Linked DNA regions of Homo sapiens: region 2 is linked to region 1. A link is an interaction called in ENCODE POLR2A ChIA-PET data of the cell type or tissue named here. Cell type or tissue: OCI-LY7. All regions are shown on one strand. Each heading gives the region's core, and the rest is flanking DNA. Links, peaks and the distances in the headings are about the cores only.

Region 1 (10,007 bases), core at 3,157-7,156:
GTCTGGAAGAGTGAAAAGCCAGGGAGAAGCTGCTGCATGGAATTGTTCTTGGTGATGGGGCGGAACATGGTGGAGGGACATGGAACCCCAGAGGCAGCAGAGACAGAGATGATAATAGTAACATGCACCAAAGGCAGTGGGATCAAGCCTGTGACCAGACAGGTGAGGATTTGGGTATTGTTTGTGGCTGCAGAGTGCCAACCCCTATTTCTCCGACCTTGCTGGAGAGTCTGTGAGCCACTAATATGCGTCCATAAGTTCTTTTCTGTTTAAACAAATCAGAGGGGATTTTGTTGTTTGTAGGTAAGAATCCTGATTGATAAAAGCCTAGTGAGGACTCAGGGAGACTGTGATCAGAAAGTCATTTAGCATGCAAGGCATCTGTAAGAGGTTAATGTCAGGAGTTCAAGGATCTTTGCTCCGGAGAGGTTGTGCTCAACTATTTTGTTTGGGGCTGAGGCTGTTGTTACTGCCTGTTTAACATCCCTTAAGCAATAACCATTTTCTACTATTAGGTCCTGTATTCTGGTGGGGCTGACATCATGCCCTAGCTCCAGAACTGGGCATATGACCCAGGCCAGGCCAATCAGATCACAGCTTCTCCTTGGCTCTGTTAATTGGTTCAGGGATGGATACGTGTTCCAAGGTGGACCATTGAGAACTACCCCTGGGACTTGTGCTGTAGATCTAGGGAATTATTCCTTATCTGCTGATGCTGCTAAGCTGGAAGGAGGTCAGTAGGAAGCATGAAGCCAATATTGGTTACCTTGTTGAGTGTGGGAAGAGCCTGCCAACCAAAGAATAATGCCAACTGAAGGAAAGAAAAATAAGAAGAGAGAGAGAAACAATAATTCCTGATGATGTTGGGTATTTGTATGCAGCCATCATTGAAGTCTGTTCTATCCCTAGATTTTTCAGTGACATGAACCATCAGATTCCTTTGTAAGTTAATTTTGAGTTGAGTTTCTGTTACTTGAAACCAAAAGGTCCTGACTAATACAATGGCACATGTTCAAATATCAGAATTTTTGGCAAGCCTTTAGAAGAATTAAATAACATCCTTGGTTATTATAGCGTTAACTTGGTTACTCTGCAAGCCCATGTCTTTGAGAATAACTGTTATGGCCCCAACTGTGCTCTCTTCTGTCCTCACAAGACAGTTTTCACACATTCTGGGAAACTTGGTTGTGTTGGCACACACTTATCATTATACTCTACCTCTTCCCTCCGATGTGCGTGTTTGGGATTCTCCCATTCTACAAGGAGTATTCCTCTCAACATTCTGTCCAACAAGCACTGTTGTAACAATACATATCCTCAGTTGCAACAAAAGGTGCATTTTCTACCTTGAGCACAATGTGTTAGCCACCTGTGCAAGGTATGCCGCCAGCTGCTGTGGGTGTGCAGAGATATTTGGGTTCAGAACCACTGGTCCTAGGGCTCTGGCATCAATATGACTCTCTGCCTTCGCTCTTCACTCACCTCTTCTAAGTGTTTCTTCAGGACTTTTGTTCTGCTACCAGTTGGCTCATTTTCTCTTTATCTCTAAAATCAGTTTCCTGGCCAGGCATGGTGGCTCATGCCTGCAATCCCAGCACTTTGGGAGGCCAAGGCAGGAGGATCAGTTGAGGCCAGGAGCTTGTGAACAGCCTGGCCAACACAGCGAGATCATGTTTCTATAAAAAAAATTCTCTTTAGACCCTAAAATTAGTTTTCTCAGAAGGAAAGATAATTCAATGGATCTAATTGCCAATTTGAATTCTCATTTGGGCAGAGTTGGTTGAGCTGGGCCATATCAGACAATCCCACTAGTCCCTGGATAGGAGGTCTTGGGCAAGGCATCTGCCCCTGTCCAATCACAGCTGGCCAAGAGGAGGTGTGGGTCACATGGCTAAGAACAAGGCAAATGCTGAATGAGGGACAGCTTGGGGACACTTCCCTCCTTGGGGGCTGTGACTGGGCAGTTTTTCTTAGGCGAGAATGGTGTGTACGACAGCTACCATGATCGATGTGTCTGGTACATTCTCCCATCCTATAAATAATAAGAGAAAAGCAAGATGATGGCAGGGGACGGAATGATAATAATTATCGAGGACTGGCTTCACCTTCAGCACCTCACTTCTTCCTATGTCCCACTCGTCAGCTGTCTCTGGGAAAGTGATCAGCTTCCAGGAGCCAGAGGGCTCTTTGAAGGGCTGTGAGGAAAGAGGAGCTGCTCAGCATGCATTTCAATATCCTCAGCACGGAGCACATCACCCTCGCTGTGGGCCCAATGGCCTTTAGAGATGGTGAGAGTTGAGCTGTGGGCACAGAGTTGAGAGTTCAGTATTCTCAACTCCTTCTCTGAAGCCAGACAAGGACACATTTCCCCTATAGCCTCCCCCTGTAGCTGAGGGCAGGGCTGTGGATCCACATGCTGGCTCTGTCTTGTTCTTCTGAGTTTATCCTGTGGTTTGCACCAGTGTTCTACGGCAACTCCAGAACCCTCAGCTTCAAGCCAAAGTGTTTTCCAAATAACCAGAAGAGTCCACCTGGGAGGCCTGGCTCAGGCCAGCCCCACGTACGAGGGTTGGCAGCTCTGACATTAATTAACCGTGTGGCCTTTTAGTGAACTGAAAGACACTGGAACACTGCTTTTCTTAATAAAATAAAATCTTTAACCACCAGGGTTGACAGTAGGAGGAAATCTGATAGGGGTGGGGCTGTACTAGAAGTCTCCCTTGCCTGGTTTGAATGTTCTGGCCTTGTCCCTGGTTGGGACAGCGTATTAAGCTGGGGCAGCTACATCTTCCCCTGGGCTGACTTCTGCCAAAGCCTAGAACGTTGTCACTAAAGTTTAATTCCTTTTTGTATTTAAAGGCTCCTGGAGTCCTAGAGATGCAACTCTGCAAACCTTAGCAGTTTGTTTCTCCTAAGTTGTAGGGTCTTTGCTTAGGGTTGATTTATTTAATCCATCAGGTTCTGGTGATTTATTTGATTTTCTGTGCCAAATGAGTGTCTCGAGACAAAAAAGTGGTCTCTAGACTAAGTGAACAACACCAAGGTGACCTGTTCCCACTTTGGAGAAGACACAGCTTAATGGTTAAGAGTGTAGACTTTGATACTTGATGCCCTCGGGCTCAAATTTTGGCTCTGCAATTACGAACAGCGTGACCTTGAGTAAATTATTGAATAGGTTGGAGCTGTGTTTCCTACTGTGTAAAATGGGGTTGATGATGCCATAAGTCTGCCCCATAGCGGCATGTGTACATTAAGTGAGATCACGTGCACAGTAAGCACTCAGGAAAGACTCACTGTTTTTTCCAGCTAGGTGGAATTTCTCTGGGGAGCTATCAGATTTTTTTCCTAGAGACCTGCTGGGTGGCCCACACTTTGGAGCCCTTCCAGGTGGGGGTAGCAGAAACATCATAGGGGGGCATCATGGGTTTTCCCTCCCAGCTCTATTCCTTCTGCCTCTCGGTGCTTCAGGCCAACTGTTACTAGTTGCAGAGAGACGGCCAAGGCAACAGCAGGCTTGGAAGGTGCAAGCCTGGACTGGTCGTTCACTGAGTGGAAGGTGTTTGGAATGCAGAGGGGCATGAATGAGCCACCACTCTTTAGTTGGGGTTTTCATTAAGGACATGTTGCTGTTTGATGCCACTGGGCACAGGACTTTCAGAGCAGGGGATGGGCATAGGGGAGGAGTCCCCACTTCTGGCCATTCACCCTGGTCTTTGAACATAACCTGGCTCTGAGAAAGTGGCTCGACAGTACAGGCCCCCAAGCCCAGGATTTGGGAGACCTAATCTGGGCTCAGCCAGGCTTCTGTTAAGTCATTGATCTAAGGAGCTGGCAAATCCCTTAGGAGAGTATCTGGAATTGATGGCCCAGGCAAATCCAGGCTCTGCCTCTCAGTTTTGCATATACCTTATCGAATTTAATCCTTGTAACTATTCTGAGTTGCACAGTTTAGAGAGGAGGAAAGTCCCCATGGAGTTTTAAATCTGGAAGAACTTTGAGGTCTTCTGCTTTACCCTCTTGTTATGCAGATGAAAAAAGGAAAGCCCAGCAAGGGTGAGGTCACTCAGCTAATTAGGAGCAGAGCTAGAGCCAGATCTGGAACCTTGTTCTTTTAGCCGTGCACACTGTAGCTAATGCAGGCGGACCCTGTGCTCTCTTGAAAGGCAACTGCACTGCAGGCCCCATGTGTAGATTTAGGCTGCTTTGTGCCTCAACCCACATCCCCATCACCAGTGCAGCTTCAGGAATGGTCCTTGGTGGGGCAGAGGGGATAAAACCAGCCTGACTGACAGCTCCAGCTTTCAGCTACCCGAAGGAGTCTCTTCGAGTCCTTGCCAAGACCCAAACTGGGAATCTCAGACTTCGGACAAGAATTCTCCAACTGTGGGGATGAGTGCACCTAGGCTAAGCCAAGCACTCCTTGGCCTGTCTTGCGTTACCCAGAATTCCTGAAAGTGCTGGGACTTGGCTAGGTGGAATTTGAAAGTCTGACCTCTGGTTCTAACCTGTTAAAATAGTTGAGCACAGACTGTTTTCCCAGCACTGGGCTGCCTGTGTACCACCTGAAGTCGGGGGTAGAGGCCTTTGCACAGTGTCTGGCAGGTGCTCCATAGGAAGGGAGGGGAAACTCGAAGCAGGGGCAGGTCCCAAGGAAGACGGGGTGGCATTTTCACAAGAAAATCCCCCAGAAAGGGCGGCCGCCCCATGCTCTCCCCCATGGCATTGTGCCAGGCTGGCTATGCTGTGGCTTCCCTTTGGGTTCCCCTGGGTGGAAGGGTGCTCACTGAGGTGCCTTTTGGGTGACGTTGCCCATGCAAACACATTTCCCCAGAAACACATCTGCTCAACTGCACTAAAAATGGCATCTTGATTGACTTATTTAGCGTCCATTAAGTTCATACTCAAATTAACATGCAGAATGGGAGACAGGAGGGGTTACAACACCCGTAAGGGGTTAGAGAGGCATTTAAAATGGATGAAGATCTGTGTACCAGATGTTTGTTTCACCTAAATAAAACAAAATAATAAAACAGAACAAAACACTGCACCAAAAACGTTCTTTCTGGGAGCAGGGAGAGAAAGTTCCATGTCTCTCATCCCTTTTTCGGGCTTCACCCCAAGGTCACAGGTCCCTGCTGGTGTAGTGGTGGCCTGTAGATAGGCAGGGAGCCCCATTTCATTGTTGGAGTTACACAGGAGTGACTGTGGCAATCAGCACACAACAGACTCTTCAAAATCGTGAACAACTGGGGGGACCTTGCACATGGAGGGCCCACTGTTGAAAGAGCTGTGCTGCGGCTGGCCTCAATGCTGGGGAGCATGTGGCTCTCCTTGGGTCAGCAGAGCAAAGGTAGGGGCATCCAAGAGGGACCCTGGGAGCTCCTTGCATTGCTTGGACCATGAGCCAGCTGGGGCCTGGCTGCTTCCCAGCAAGAGGGCGCCCACGTTCCCTTTTCTGTGGGGCTGGAGGATTCCTCTTCACCCTCCCCATCCCTCTTCCATGCAGGAAGCATTGCAACATCTAGACAATGTCTGTATTAACTCCTCTGCCTGGAGCCAAGTAGCCTGTGTGGTCCTGCAGCAGAATACAGGCCCGTGCTGTCGGCCCAGCTCACCCCCACCCAGGAATGATTATGGAATGGGGGATGCACACTTGCTTCACCCTTCTTGCTCTCCTTTAGCTCCGTGAGTGCCCTACCCCCAAAGCATATTGCTTTACCGGTGCTGTGTGAGATTATAGAATTCTCAAACCTGGTTCATGACAGGGGGAAGCCCAGAATGGGCCTGCCTGGCAGGACACCGGGATGAGGTGTCTGGTTCCTCCCTGGGAGCTGCCCATGTGACGTGGATCAGAGGCCCTTCTGGAACCACCACCTCTAGGACAGTAAACTGTCGGTGACTGTAAGTAGCACCCGTAATGCCACCATCAGCCCCAGAGGCACAAAGCCGAGACAGAGCAGGAGTCTTGAAGGGGAGAACATTCATGGAGGAGGACTTCTGCGGGAAAAGGGGCTAGATCTGCCTTTGCCACTGCTCCCAAGACAGTCCTTCTCATTTTTCCCTGGTAATAGCTGCTCCCAGCCCAGCCCTCCCCCACATGGCACCTCAGCTCTCAGTCCGGCACTGCCTGCTTTACTGCTTTCCAAGTCCCATGGAAATGAATCATTCTGCTGGCTTGCTGGAGTGCACTTTCCTATCTTTCAGAAGCCAGTGGCCTTCGAGAATAACTGGCATTTCTCAGTCTGTGATAGAGATGTCCCTCTGTTCACGCCAAGGTGAGCTCTTCCAAGCATGTGCACGCAGCTCATGTGCCTGGGGAAATAAGCACTTTGCTACCTGGCAAAGCAGTGGGGAGGAGAATACTTTGCCTGGAAACCTGACCAGACCCTTAATGAATGTTATGTGTAAGCTTAGGCTGGGCAGTGTAGTTGGGAGAACAGGGAATGAGTTTCAGTTCCACAATTGTGCTCTGCTCCCTCACATCTCAGGGCCTTTTTACCTACAACCCTGCTGTCTAGGATTCAGCCATTCATTCCTTCAACACACGCTTGTTGAGTACCTCTTATACTGCAGGCTTACACTCTCATCTGCAAGGTGCTGAGTGAACAAGACACAGGCAATGGGGGTGCAGACAATGAAGGTGAGGTGTGGCTTGTCCCTTCTTCATCTTTTACTGGTGTCCTGTCTGTGGCGGTCACTATGAGGGCATCTGAACAGTGGTCTTGAGGCAGGAATTTTTACGCCTTAGCTCAGCGAGATCTGGGTTCTTGTCTCACGACCAGGAAAAATTAGGCACATGGACATCAAAGAGTGAGTGGAATAGAATTTATGAAGCAAAAAGGGAAGCTCTCAGCAAAAAGAGGGGTCCTGAAAGCAGGTTACTGGCTGGCCCCCTTCATAGTTGAATACAAGGGGCTTCTATAATCCACTGATGGGGCTGGTTTCCCTATTTGTATGTGGCGTGAATTCCTGGCACCCCCATCCTTCTAGTGCACATGCGGGCCCTTAGTCTGAGCCACTCCACATTGATTTATTTCCCTTATTGCGCGTGTGTTAAGGGACAGAAGTTTTCACTGCGAGCATGTTTAGGCAAGCCACCTGTGCACAATGACCTTGGCCGGTGGGAAGTTCTCTGGGGGCCCTCCCCTATCTGCCTAGGAGAGTGCTCTGTCTCCTGCCTCTGTCAGTCTCAGGGTTGATCAGCAGAGAATCCCATAGGGGTATAGGGGTAGAGAGAGAAAGGGGAGACTCGGGGCAATTCAGGAGGGCTGGAAGTGCAAACTCTCTCTTTCCTGATATTAATCAGACCAGGGCTTCACAAACTTTTGACCATGATCTATTACAATAAATATGTTTTACATTACAACACAATATAACATAGCTATATGAACATATACACAGGAAAATACACACCTGGCAAAATGTTATGAGACATTACCAACCTTTATTGTGTGTGAGGAACTGTGATATCTTTTTATTCTATTCTATTTGTTCTATTCTATCCAAAATGATGTTCATGAATTTTGCAGCCCACTAGTGGATGGCAAATGTCATTTTGAAAAACACTGAAGGGCCAGGCGTGGTGGCTCACACTTGTAATCCCAGCACTTTGGGAGACCGAGATAGGTGGATCACTTGAGGCCAGGAGTTCAAGACCAGCCTGGCCAACATGGCAAAATCTCGTCTCTACTAAAAATACAAAAATTAGGTGGGCATTGCACACCTGTAACCCCAACTACTCGGGAGGCTGAAGCAGGAGAATCGCTTGAACCCGAGAGGTGGAGTTTGCAGTGAGCTGAGATCGTGCCACTATCCTCCAGCCTGAGTGACAAAAGTGCATCTCCATCTCAAAAAAAAAAGAAAAGAAAAACACTGAAAGTAAAAAAGGGAAGACAGCTAACACTGCAGGAAAAAGTTACAATCAAATCTTATTTTGAATGCATTCAGGGAACCCTCTATTTAGATCACCAAGGTAAATTCTTCTGTAAATCAAATCAATCTATTCTTAATTTGTATTTAAGAAGACCAAGCCTTCTACTTTGGGGCTTGTTTAAAGCAAAATCCACCTTACTTGCCAAGTCAGGTCTGTAGCCATTTTTGCATGGTCCGTGAACTAAGAATGATTTTAAATGAAAAAAAAATCAAAAGAATAATTTCACAATACATGAAAATTATATAAATTCAGATTTCAGTGTGTCTATTCATTGGATCACAGACATTCGTTTGCATATTTTCTATGGCTGTTTTTGCATTAGAGGAGAGTTGAGTCTCTGTTTTAGAGGCTAAATGGTCTGCAAAACCTAAAATGTTTACTGTCCAGCCTTTACAGAGTTTGCCAACCTCTGGGTTAAAGTGTGGTATTTCTTATGCTGAGGTTGGAGTGACCCCCAAATAAATGGTTTTGCTGGTGAGGAGCCTTCAAAGGGCTGGCTGAATGAGAATGCCTGGCCTTCCAGAGCCTTCTTTGGCCAGCAGGAGCATCTGTGTGATGCCACTGTGCAGTGAACTCATCTTAACCGCATGAATGGGCGAGCAGCTGTCCAGCAGCTGCCCAGAGACCCAGACCGGCTCTCAGGTACTGTGTGGCCTGGCTGAGGGCATCTGGGGGCGGGGCAGGGGCTCAGTGGGTGCAGCCCTTGAAAAATTCACCAGAATTAGACTCTGATGTCTCCATTTGATCTTTTCTTCCCTCCTTGTCTTGCCTTTTCAAAAGGCGACTCTTTTCTGTGGCCTTTTCTTCTTTCTTTTGGCTTATATGATCCCTGCATCATTATTTCCCAAAAAAGAATGTGGCAAAGTAACTTTTTGAAATATTAATGAACCCCCTTTTTCCTTTTTTCCCCTCCCTCCCTCTCTCTCTCCCTTGTTTCCTTCCTTCCTTCCCTCCCTCCCTCCTTCCCTCCCTCCCTCCTTCCCTTCTTTCTGGCAAGGTCTTGCTCTGTCACCCAGGCAGGAGTACAGTGGTGCAATCACAACTCATTGCAGTCTCGATCTCCCAGGCTCAAGTGATCTTCCTGCCTCATTTTAAATTTTTCTGTAGAGACAAGGTCTCAATATGTTGCCCAGGCTGGTCTCAAACTCCTGGGCTCAAGTGATCCTCCCACCTTGGCCTCCCAAAATGCTGAGATTACAGGTGTGAGCCACTGTGCCTGGCCCGTCTTTTTTTTATTTTACCTCTCCTTTCCTCAAACTCTCTGCCTCCTCAGTGAAGCAGCTAGGCTGTTCTGTCCTCCTGTTTCAGGGGAGTAAGGGGTTGGGCAGGGAGTTTTTCTGTCTTAACTTCAGGGAGGCCTGAGAATTCTCAGCAGAAATTGTTTCAGCGAACATCAAAATAGAGCAAGACTTCTCCCACCTCCTTGAGGTGGGTAGGGAAGCAGAGAGGGATGCTCAGTGCAGAGGAATCAGTGAGTGAGGGGAAAAGACATAGCATCTGAAGACACAGAGGCCAGCACTCAGGACCTCCATCAGAGGACCACGTGAAAGGCAGGTTCAAGTCCACCTTGACCACTCAGCCTCCATTGCAGTCGGTGGCATCTAGTGCCACTGGCTGGCCTTCCTTCACTGTGGTGGGGATTTCTTTCTGCAGCAGCCAGTACTTCCTTGGTGACTCCATACAGAGCATGACACCGTCCCAGCCTCCAGCTTTGGTTCTTTCCCCATCTGACATGCCCTAGGAATTCACTGCCTTTGCAGTTTCACTGGATCTGAGTTAATCCAAGAGATAGACAAAGGGGTATTGAGTGAACAAGATGACCAGCACATCCTAGGTTCCCAGAGTTCCCAAAGCTGGGTTGAGACCTCACAGGCCGGGCTGGTGGTAATGCCCAGGGTGTGTGTGTGTGTGTGTGTGTGTTCGTTCCTTGGCACTCACATATGTTTGTGTGTCTGTGAGGCTGTGTGATGGGATCTGGGAACTGGTGGAGGATGAGAATAAAGGATGGAGCGCTAAGGAGTCAGGCAGGCAAAAACAACCCCCACACACCATGCGGGTGTATGCCTCCCGGGTC
Region 2 (10,007 bases), core at 2,923-6,922, 190 kb before region 1:
TTGCACACTCCTGGCTCCCTGCCTAGGGCCCTGGTTTAAGGACCATTTCCAGATGTCATTTCCTCATGCCTGTCATGCCCCATGGCATCGGGAATACAGCCTTCACCAGCACACTGTTCCCACAGGAGAGGACCATGAGGAAGCTCATCCTGAAGGACACCCCCTAGTCCTCTGTTCCAGGGGCTACTCAATGGCAACCAAAGGAAATGTTCACTGCGCATTTCCCATGGGCCATGCATTGAGCTAAATGCTGTGTGTTCACTTCCTTCAACTTTGCCAACAACCCTATGAGCTACCTGTGATATCCCATTAAGCAGATGGGAAAAATAAGGCTGTGAGAGGTTATAGGACTTTCCTCTGTGCTGAACCCAGATCTCTCTGACTTAAGAGGCCTAGCACTGATCCCTGTGCCTCCTGAAGAACGAGCACAGAGCGAGCATGGGCTTCTGCTGCAAGACACTGTGGTGTCTCCTTCTGCACAGAAGGGGTACCCATGCTCCATATGGCCTGCCTGTTTGGAAAGTGATCCTCACTTGCCTGCAAGAGAGTCCCTCTCAGGAGCTCCCGGTTTCCCATCTCCCCAGACTCTGCAAATGCCCTCAGTGGGGGCCCTGGTGTGTAGGCTGAGCTGGAGGACAAGATACAGACAGATCTCAGAGATAATGAAAGTCAATATCAAAAGGGGCAGAAAGCCATCTCTGCCCCCAGGATATGTCACTTCAGTTCTTATTCCTTCCTGCTGCCCCGCTTCCTTATAACTTACCTCTTCACCTAGACACTTCCAAACTCAACTTCCCACAACACCTCCCTCCCCTTGCTCTCAAATTCTGGCTCGTTTTTTATGTGTATCCCACAATGATTTACAACCCTGAAACTAACCCAGGGAAACCACTGGATTTCTCAGACCTGCCCTCTCCTCCAGGCAATAATACCAGCTACCATTTTTCTGACCATCTATAGGATGGCAGCTGGTGACTTATCCCTAATCTTCCTAGGTCTGGTCCTGTTGTCCAAATGAGCAAGCAGAGGAACAGAGAGGCAAGGTAGCTAGCCTAAAGTCACACAGCAAGCAAGCAGCAGGGCCAAGAAGTTAGCTAAGGTCTGACTGCAAAGCTACGCCTTTCCCCCTGCACCATCGAGTTCCTCGACGATCAACTATACGCAGAGATGGGACTGAAAGGTGGCTTCTCCAGCTAGCATACATATTACCAGTCTTTCTCTGTATCTCTGTCAGTCTATCTCCCAGTAAAAATCCAAACACCAATCATGTCAATAGGGCTAGATTTGCAAGTGGCTGTCCCCAGCCCTTTACCCCAAACAGGGAGGACTCTTCCTCAGGAGATTTGCATGTATCACAAACCCTAACACCAAAATGCAACTTTTAAAGCAGCAAGCTTATTCCTCACGTGTTTCCATCCCCCTCCCATGTGGCTCACCCCCTTGTTATTTCTGGGCACAGGTGTGTCTCCCCCACAAGCTGTAAATTTCTTTAAACATTTTGTTGTTGTTGTTGTTGTTGAAAGGGCGAAGAAGTCCACAGGAAAGGAAAAGGAAAAACCACAGAACCATCCCCAGGAGAAATGTGCACACACAAAACACGCCCTCACACCTCTGCAATTCTTCATGCAACAGGAGAGCTTCACAGGGCACAAGTGAAGAATCACGATTCTGTTTCCCTCTTGCACCCTCTATTCTGTGTCTGTACACAGTAAGTGCTGAATAATTTTATGAAGGATCAATGCCACTACTTCTCTCTCCTCCTCCTTCCACCACCATCTTTGGTCAGAAAGAATGTAGCTGTTTACTTTATCACACTTTCTATGAGGCGCTTCCCTGGCTCTCAGATTTCTAAGTTCTCTGTACCATCCTCCCTCTGTGAAGTTCCATCACCTTCCTGTTCTATGTCGTCCATACCCTGTTCCCAGAGGCTTGCCCCTGCCTCTCTCTAGTCCCCCATGAATTTTGCCAGTTCTTTATTGACAGGCAGCCCTATACTACTGGCAGGGACCTTACAGTCCTCCCCTCATCTCACAGATGGAGATCACCAGGACTTGCTCTGTAATTGCACAAGGTTGCCCTGTTTTCTGACAGAGGGAGACCCAATCCCAGGAATCTTGACCCAGTTAGTTCAGCCTTCCTAACCCTCCCTATACAACCTCTGCCCAGCAATCTGCTGCCTCCTCCCTGGAAAGCAAAAGCACTAGTGGCCTTGTGTGATCCTGGCCTCTCAGATTTTCAGCTCTGGCAGGACTCTTCCAGACCATGAAGCAAGGACCTTTGTGCAAGCTAGAAAAAGGCACCCTCTCTGGTCAGATGCAGCACAGGGGGCGCACAGTTTGGCAAGCAGAGTGCCAGCTTGATCTGACCCCTCGGCCAGCAATCCTGCACAGGGCCCTTCCGCACACACATTCCTGTCAGCTCTGATGGAGAGGTGCACCTCGGCTGGCTTATCTCGGAAGGACTGAAGCATCATCCCAGTCACATCAGTTCTCTCCAGGTCTCTGTTTGACCCGCTCACAGATAGAAACAGGTATACATTTGACCCACTCACAGATGGAAACAGGTATACCCGCATTCACAGCAGCATTATTCACAATGCCCAAATGATTGGATAAATAAAATGTCAAATATACATACGATGAGATATTATTTAACCTTTGAAAGGAAGGAAATTCTGGTACATGCTACAACATCGATTAACCTTGGAAACATTACGCTCAGTGAAAGAAACGAGTCGCAAAAGGACACACACTGCATGAATCCCCTTATATGAGGGGAATAGATGATTAGAATAGGTGACTTCATAGGAACAGAAAGTAGAATAGAGAACGTAGAACAGGTACCAAGGCTGAGGGGAGGCAGGAATGGGGAATTATTGTTTAATGGGTTTAGAGTTTCTGTTTGGGATGATAGAAAAGTTCTGGAAATGCATAGTGGCAATGGTTGCACAACACTGTGAATGTCCTTAGTAACGCTGAATTATACACTCTAAACTGGTTAAAGTATTAAAATTTTAAGTTACATATATTTTTAAAAGTTTAAAAATTAAATGTAGGCTACATGCAGTGACTCACGCCTGTAATCCCAGCACTCTGGGAGGCCGAGGCGTGTAGATCACCTGACTGAGGTCAGGAGCTTGAGACCAGCCTGGCCAACATGGTGAAACCCCATCTCTACTAAAAATACAACCATTAGGCTGGGCGTGGTGGCAGGTGCCTATAATCCCAGCTACTTCGGAGGCTGAGGCAGGAGAATCACTTGAACCCGGGAGGCGGAGGTTGCAGTGAGCAGAGATCGCACCATTACACTCCAGCCTGGGTGACAGAGCAAGACTCGGTCTCAAAAAACAAACAAACAAAAAACAACAAACAAACAAAAAAAACAAAAAAAGCCCCACAAAAATGAGCTGGGCGTGGTGGTGGGCGCCTGTAATCCCAGTTACTCGGGAGGCTGAGGCAGGAGAATTCCTTGAACCTGGGAGGCGGAGGTTGCAGCGAGCAGAGATTGCACCACTGCACTCCAGCCTGGGCAACAGAGCGAGACTCTGTCTCAAAAAACAAAACAAAACAAAACAAAACAAAAACAAATTAAATGTGCTCTATATTGTGGCTTTAACAAAAAGGGCGGGCGGTAGGGAACAACAGCACCTGGCTGTACCTCTCTCTGAAAAGATGAGGATTCATAATACTTCCCACAAGCGCTTGATGCACCAGGAGCAGCACCTCATTTCCCGGGGCCCGACACCTCCACAGGGGCCTAACATCTGTGGACACGCGGCGGTCTAAGCACCGACTGGCTGAAAGGTGCCACATCGATTTAAACATCCCCTTCATCCTGGCCGTTCCCTCCACCCCCAGAGCCCATCTCTGCAGGCAGGCAGTTTTCCCTATAAGGCCGCGGCAGCCAGGCCCATTCTTGGTAGGCGTAAACTGCCATCCTGCTATAAATCCTTTCCCACAAAGCACTGGAGACTGGTCCTCTCACTGTGCCAAGAAGTCTTTTTCTGACCATCTGTAATCCATTCAAAGGCAACCGGCAGGAAATGGCGGCAAGGAAAACCCCTGCAAAATGCAACTGGTGGGACCACCTCTCCTCCCGCTAGTGGCCAGAAACAGGAAGTGGGCCTTTCTTGGGACACACAACATCTGTGGGAGTTCTGGAGGCTGCTGAGCGTCTGTCAGGGGCTGAACGGCTCGAGACAGATGCTCACAAAATTTGGTAAGAAAAGCATGCTGTATTGGGTTTGAAAATTAGCTCTGAAAAAAAAAAAAAAAAAAGCATTTGAAAAACCAAAACAAACCCCAGACCCTTATAGAGGAAAAAAAAAAAAACACAAAACACAAAAACCCCATCATATGAAAACTAACCTCAAAATTGCTTTCTTCTGATTTCTATGGACAATTAGACCATAATTTCAAGCAGTTCAAATCCTTCTTAGTGAGGCTCCCCCTCCAATCTGGTATTGTCAGCTGCTGCTGCTTAATAGTGACAGCTTCATTTTTGGCACTAAAAGCTGAAGCCCTCAAAGCTTTGCAGTTGTAAGCTGGGGCCAGCTTGTAAAGGCTCACAAGAGCTGATTGTTAAATTCTCAGGAATGTGGTGAGCCAATTATTAAATTATTAAAAGTTATATGACATAAGCTTACAATTGAATATAAAACTCATCATTTCCAATTTATCTTGCTACATTTCACTTATTATCTATGCTTTGAGTATGGGTTGGGAACTTTCTCTTTTCTTCTTCTTCTTTTTTTTTTTTTTTGAGATGGAGTCTCACCCTGTCACCAGGCTGGAGTGCAGTGGTGTGATCTTGGCTCACTGCAACCTCCACCTCCCAGGTTCAGGTGATTCTCCTGCCTCAGCCTCCCAAGTAGCTGGAACTACAGGTGTGCGCCACCACGCCCAGCTAATTTTTGTATTTTTAGTACAGATGGGGTTTCACCCTGTTGGCCAGGATGGTCTTGATCTCTTGGCCTCGTGATCCGTCCGCCTCGGCCTCCCAAAGTGCTGGGATCACAGGCGTGAGCCACTGTGGGTAGTAAAAATTTTAGGCTTTGTCTCAACTACTCCATGCAGGCATTGTAGTGCAAAAGCTAGCACAGACAATACATTAAAAAATGAGTGTGGCTATGTTCCAATAAAACTTTATTAAAAACAGGCAGCCCATGGGCCACACGTTGCTTAATCCTGCTCTCAAAGTCATTTACCATCTAATGTATCTGTATGGAGGATATCCTACGTAACAGTGTGCTGATGCATATCTCTTCCCAACTCTGAGTTCTGTGATATCACATTGACAGCTTGAAATGCAGTGGTAGGAGAGTTTACACCATGGAAATCATCACATACTACAAATCAGGGCATGATTTATTATTTTTTTGATTATCAAAATTTAAGAAAGTGATGGAGAAAATTTTAATGATGTAAGTTAAATTAAAAGAATAGTCAACCCTCTGAATCTGTGAGTTCCACATCTGCAGTTTCAACTTAATTGCAGATCAAAAATATGTGGAAGAAAAAGAAAAGATGCCTGAGTCTATACTGAACATGTACAGACCTTTTCCTCTTGTCATTATCCCCTAAACAATTCAGAATGACAACTATTTACACAGCATTTACATTGTATTAGGTATTATAAGTAATCTAGAGATTATTTAAAGTCTATGAAAAAACTGTATAAGTTATATGTAAATACTACACCATTTCATATAAGGGATAAGAATCCAAGGATTTGGGGTCTCAGAACCAATCCTTCGATATCAAGGGACAGCTGTATATCATGTCTCTAGCTTTATTGTGAATACTACAAAACAATGAGGACATATTCTTTTAGTACTTGAAAACCATTATTCAGTTCAGCAAGAAAGTCACGTCACTAACAATCAAGTGAAGTTTTAACATTTATCTTTGTTCTTTCCCTTTCAACTTACTCACTGACTTAAATGAAAATATCAACCAATACTTATGTGGGGTTTACACCTGTTTGTCAATTTAAACCTTAGGAAGGTTGGGGATATAAGAATTTGGCAGAAGTCAACCAAAGCATTTGGTAAGAATCTATAGACTATATGAAATCTACAAAAAAGAATTTAGGCTGGGCATAGTGGCTCAGGCCTGTAATCCCAGCACTTTGGGAGGCTGAGGCGGGTCGATCACCTGAGGTCAGGAGTTCAAGACCAGCCTGGCCAACATGGTGAAACCCTGTTTCTATTAAAAATACAAAAATTAGCGGGGCATGGTGGCAGGAGCCTGTAATTCCAGATACTCGGGAGGCTGAGGCAGGAGAATCGCTGGAACTTGGGAGGTGGAGACTGCAGTGAGCCGAGATAGTGCCATTGCACTCCAGCCTGGGCAACAAGAGTGAGACTCAGTCTCAAAAAAAAAAAAAAAAAGAATTTAAATATTTTATTCTTTATAAAGCATATGCTAAACAGCTTTTTTAAATCAGTAAAATGTATAATAAACATATATTTCCATATGCACTAACTTTTTTAGATAGCAGATTGTTAAACATTTACTAGCACAACACTGATTCTAATAGAAAAGAACTTACAAATTAATTGGTCAGCAGCACCCAAAAAGTGTGTGTGTATGTGTGTGTGTGTGTGTGTGAGACAGAGAGAGAGAGAGAGAAAATAACTCTCCCTCCAGCACCCTGAATGGAGAAAGCAAAACAAACACTAACACTACCAAAGAAAACAGAAGGCTGTTTTCTGAAAACTCTACTTCAAAAAAAGACGGCATGGAGTTAGGCACTGAGTGTGTCTACAACTGGAATAAATTATGAACTGTTTCTCTTTGGTATTAATGGAGTTTCACCATAATTTCTTTTTCTAAAAGCAACCTCTTGAGGAACTCATAGCCCTCAAAGCCTTTGCTTAAGCTCTTCCTTCCCTGTACAATGCCCTGAATGTCCAAATCCTAGCTGCTGTGTTGCCTCTGCACGAGGTGTCCATTCATTCATTCTTTCATTCATTTTTCAAACATTAACTTGACTCCTACTAACTATCCTTTACTGTGGCCCATGTAAAACCACAAACCAAACAGCCTCTACCTTTAAGTCAAAGGTCTGAGACCCAGGTTAAAGGTCTGGCTGACCATAGACTGAGATATCTTCCTTCCCTGGGCTCTAAGGCATTCTAATCACATTTCATTTTCTAAGCAACATCAGAGTTCCCAGGTGCTGCAAGTGAGTTCCTAGAGGGCAGGGCCACTGTTCCACCTTCACATTCCACACAGAGCCCAGCCCAGGGCCTTCCACCTCCTGGACAACTGGTCACTTTCTACGCAGTCAGCAATGCAGGAAGCACAGCTCTGGCTTCTGACTTGCAGAGCATCACTCATCATGACTTCCCATTTAACTTCAGTGGTTCACCAGACCCAGGCTAAATACTGTGCTCCCTCTGAAAGGTGGGAGAAGGATTATTTTAAGTATAATTATCTTCTTCCTTCCCCAGGTTAAAGTAGAGGGTCACTTGACTGTGTGGGATAATATTTCTCAATGTTTTTAAACTCATGCTCTACCAAGATTGGATCACACTTTACTTCCTGAGGTTTGTACTACAAAGCTCACTTTCTCTCTAAGACTTCCCACTGATTGTGGTTTTCACACTATACAAGCATCTTCTTGAAATTCTAGTGTACCCAGTCCTAAACCTTGTTCCTCCTTAGCTTAAGAATCACAGGCCATCACCTTCACCTTCAAGATTAGGCTACAGGGGGAAAAAAAAAAGAATCATAGGCTGGTGCAGTGTTCATGCCTGTAATCCCAGCACTTTGGGAGGCTGAGGCAGGAGGATTGCTTAGGCCCAGGAGTTGGAGACCAGCCTGGGCAACATAGCAAGATCCTGTCTCTACAAAAAATAAAAAGTTGGTGTGGTGTGGTAGTATGTGCCTGTAGCCCCAGTTACTCGGAAGGCTGAGGTGGGAGCATCGCTTGAATCAAGGAGGTCAAGGCTGCAGTGAGCTATGATCATGCCACTGCACTTCAGCCTGGGCAACAGAATGAGACTCTGTCTCTCAAAAAATGAAAATGAAATAAAATAAAAGAATCATCAGTGTTCAACTACTTACTATGAGCACTGATAATTAAAGAGAAAAACTTAACTCTGCCCTTTTAGGAGGAATTTAATAGTTCATCCCCTGTTGATGGGAAAGATGTCTTCTATATTGAAGAATGTCAACCAATAAAAGCAGATCAGAATGACAGAATTTGAAAATGACCATCCTACAATCCCCAAAGAAATAACTGATCCAGGCAAGGGTCATCAATGAATGCCCAGAGGATTCCACAAAATTTCCTTTTGGGGGACAGGATATTCACTGGGTGTCAAAGCATTACCCACAGAATGACATGCTAATTGCAGAAGGAAAATACAACGTTTGCAATGGGCAGCAGTGGTCACCACCTTACGAAGTCATCCATATCTAATAATAGGGCACCCTGATATCTTGTAACCCCTGGATGGGATGCTTAATGAAGCACTCAGAATCACCTGGGACACATTTGCACCAAAATGTTGAGTCTGAATCCAATGATACTTAAGCTCAAACTTCCAGAACAGGAGAAAAACAGGGAATAGCAAAAACAAGGTAAGACACCACAAGGAAGTGACAAGACAGACCAGAACAGGAAGCATTTTAAATGGCAATGTTTTATATATTTATATATAAAAATATGTATACATATATATAGAAATATGTATTATACATATATTCACACACATGTGGGGGAGGGACACTGTTCTAGATTAAAAGCTACTGAAGAGATATAACAACCAAATGCAGTACATGAACCATAACAGGATCTAGTTTGAAAAATGCAGCTATAAGCTTTTGGGGGTGGGGGCATGACAGGTGAATTTTGAACGAGAACTGGGTATCAGATATGAGTATGGAATTACCATTAGTTTTCTAAGTGTGATACTGGTATTATGATTAGGCCAGAGAATGCCTCTAATTTTAGGAGATGCATGCTGAAGTATTTAGGGGTGTCATGCTGTCTGTGACTTACCAAATAGTTCAGCAAAAACATACATACATATTTATGTATGATGAGGCTCTGAGAATTTAAGTGAACAGCTCAAGGTAGCACAATCAAGATGTGGAAAAATGATAAATATTTAAAGGTGAAGTGTCGTGATGTCTATAACTTATTTTCAAATGCTACAGAAATATAAATATATATATATACACATACATATACATATACACACACACAGTCGCATAATGACACTTTGGTCAACAACAGGCCCATACTCAGTGGTCTCATAAGAGTATATAATACCATATTTTTTACTGTACCTTTTCTATGTTTCAATCTGTTTAGAGACACAAATGCTTACCATTGTGTTACAACAATTACCTACAGTATTCAGTACAGCAACATGCTGTACAGGTTTGTAGCCTAGGAGCAATAGGTTATACCAATGGGAATATCATAGAGTGAACTTACACAAACCTAGATGGCATAGCCTATTGCACACCTACAAAATCACCTAATGACATAACTCTCAGAACATATCCCCATCATTAAGGAATGCATGACTGTATATTTCTTTTTCTTTCTTTCTTTTTTTTTTTTTTTTTTGAGACAGAGTCTCGCTCTGTTGGCCAGGCTAGAGTGCAGTGGCACGATCTCAGCTCACTCCAACCTCTGCCTCCTGGGCTCAAGCATTTCTCCCACCTCGGCCTCCCAAGTAGCTGGGGTTACAGGTGTGTGTGACCATGCCTGGCTAATTTTTGTATTTTTAGTAGAGATGGGGTTTCACCATGTTGGCCAGGCTGGTCTCGAACTCCTGACTCCGGGTAATCCACCCGCCTTGGCCTCCAAAGGCTGGGATTACAGGCATGAGTCACGATGCCTGGCCTGTATATTTCTTTATAAGACATATATACAGATAGATCTTTATATGTAAATATATATATATATATATACATATATATATATATATATATGAAAACAAGACAAAATGTGAACTAATGTTTAATTCTATAGGTGATCATGGT

What was found. ChIA-PET counts read pairs that join two places held together with the same protein. Peaks named below come from ENCODE experiments on the same cell type or tissue, not always from the same donor. Only the 100,000 strongest peaks of a DNase experiment are listed, where the experiment ranks them.
Region 2: POLR2A ChIA-PET joins it to region 1 with 8 read pairs; 2 of 35 experiments call an interaction of 5 or more read pairs at or near these places.

Annotation. Positions count from the first base shown.
Region 1 is chr7:106,044,772-106,054,778 of GRCh38, forward strand. No RefSeq gene overlaps it. Among named protein-coding and RNA genes, the nearest start is that of SYPL1, 63 kb to the right of the region's middle. In OCI-LY7, for the core only: CTCF peaks have their summits at 5,428 and 5,635; a DNase peak (open chromatin) is centred at 4,830; H3K4me3 peaks cover 1,029 bases.
Region 2 is chr7:105,850,213-105,860,219 of GRCh38, forward strand. The region is part of intron 2 of ATXN7L1 (ataxin 7 like 1); the gene reads right to left. Among named protein-coding and RNA genes, the nearest start is that of ATXN7L1, 21 kb to the right of the region's middle. RefSeq lists an enhancer at 3,687-4,436. In OCI-LY7, for the core only: no CTCF peak of the experiment used is centred there; no DNase peak of the experiment used is centred there.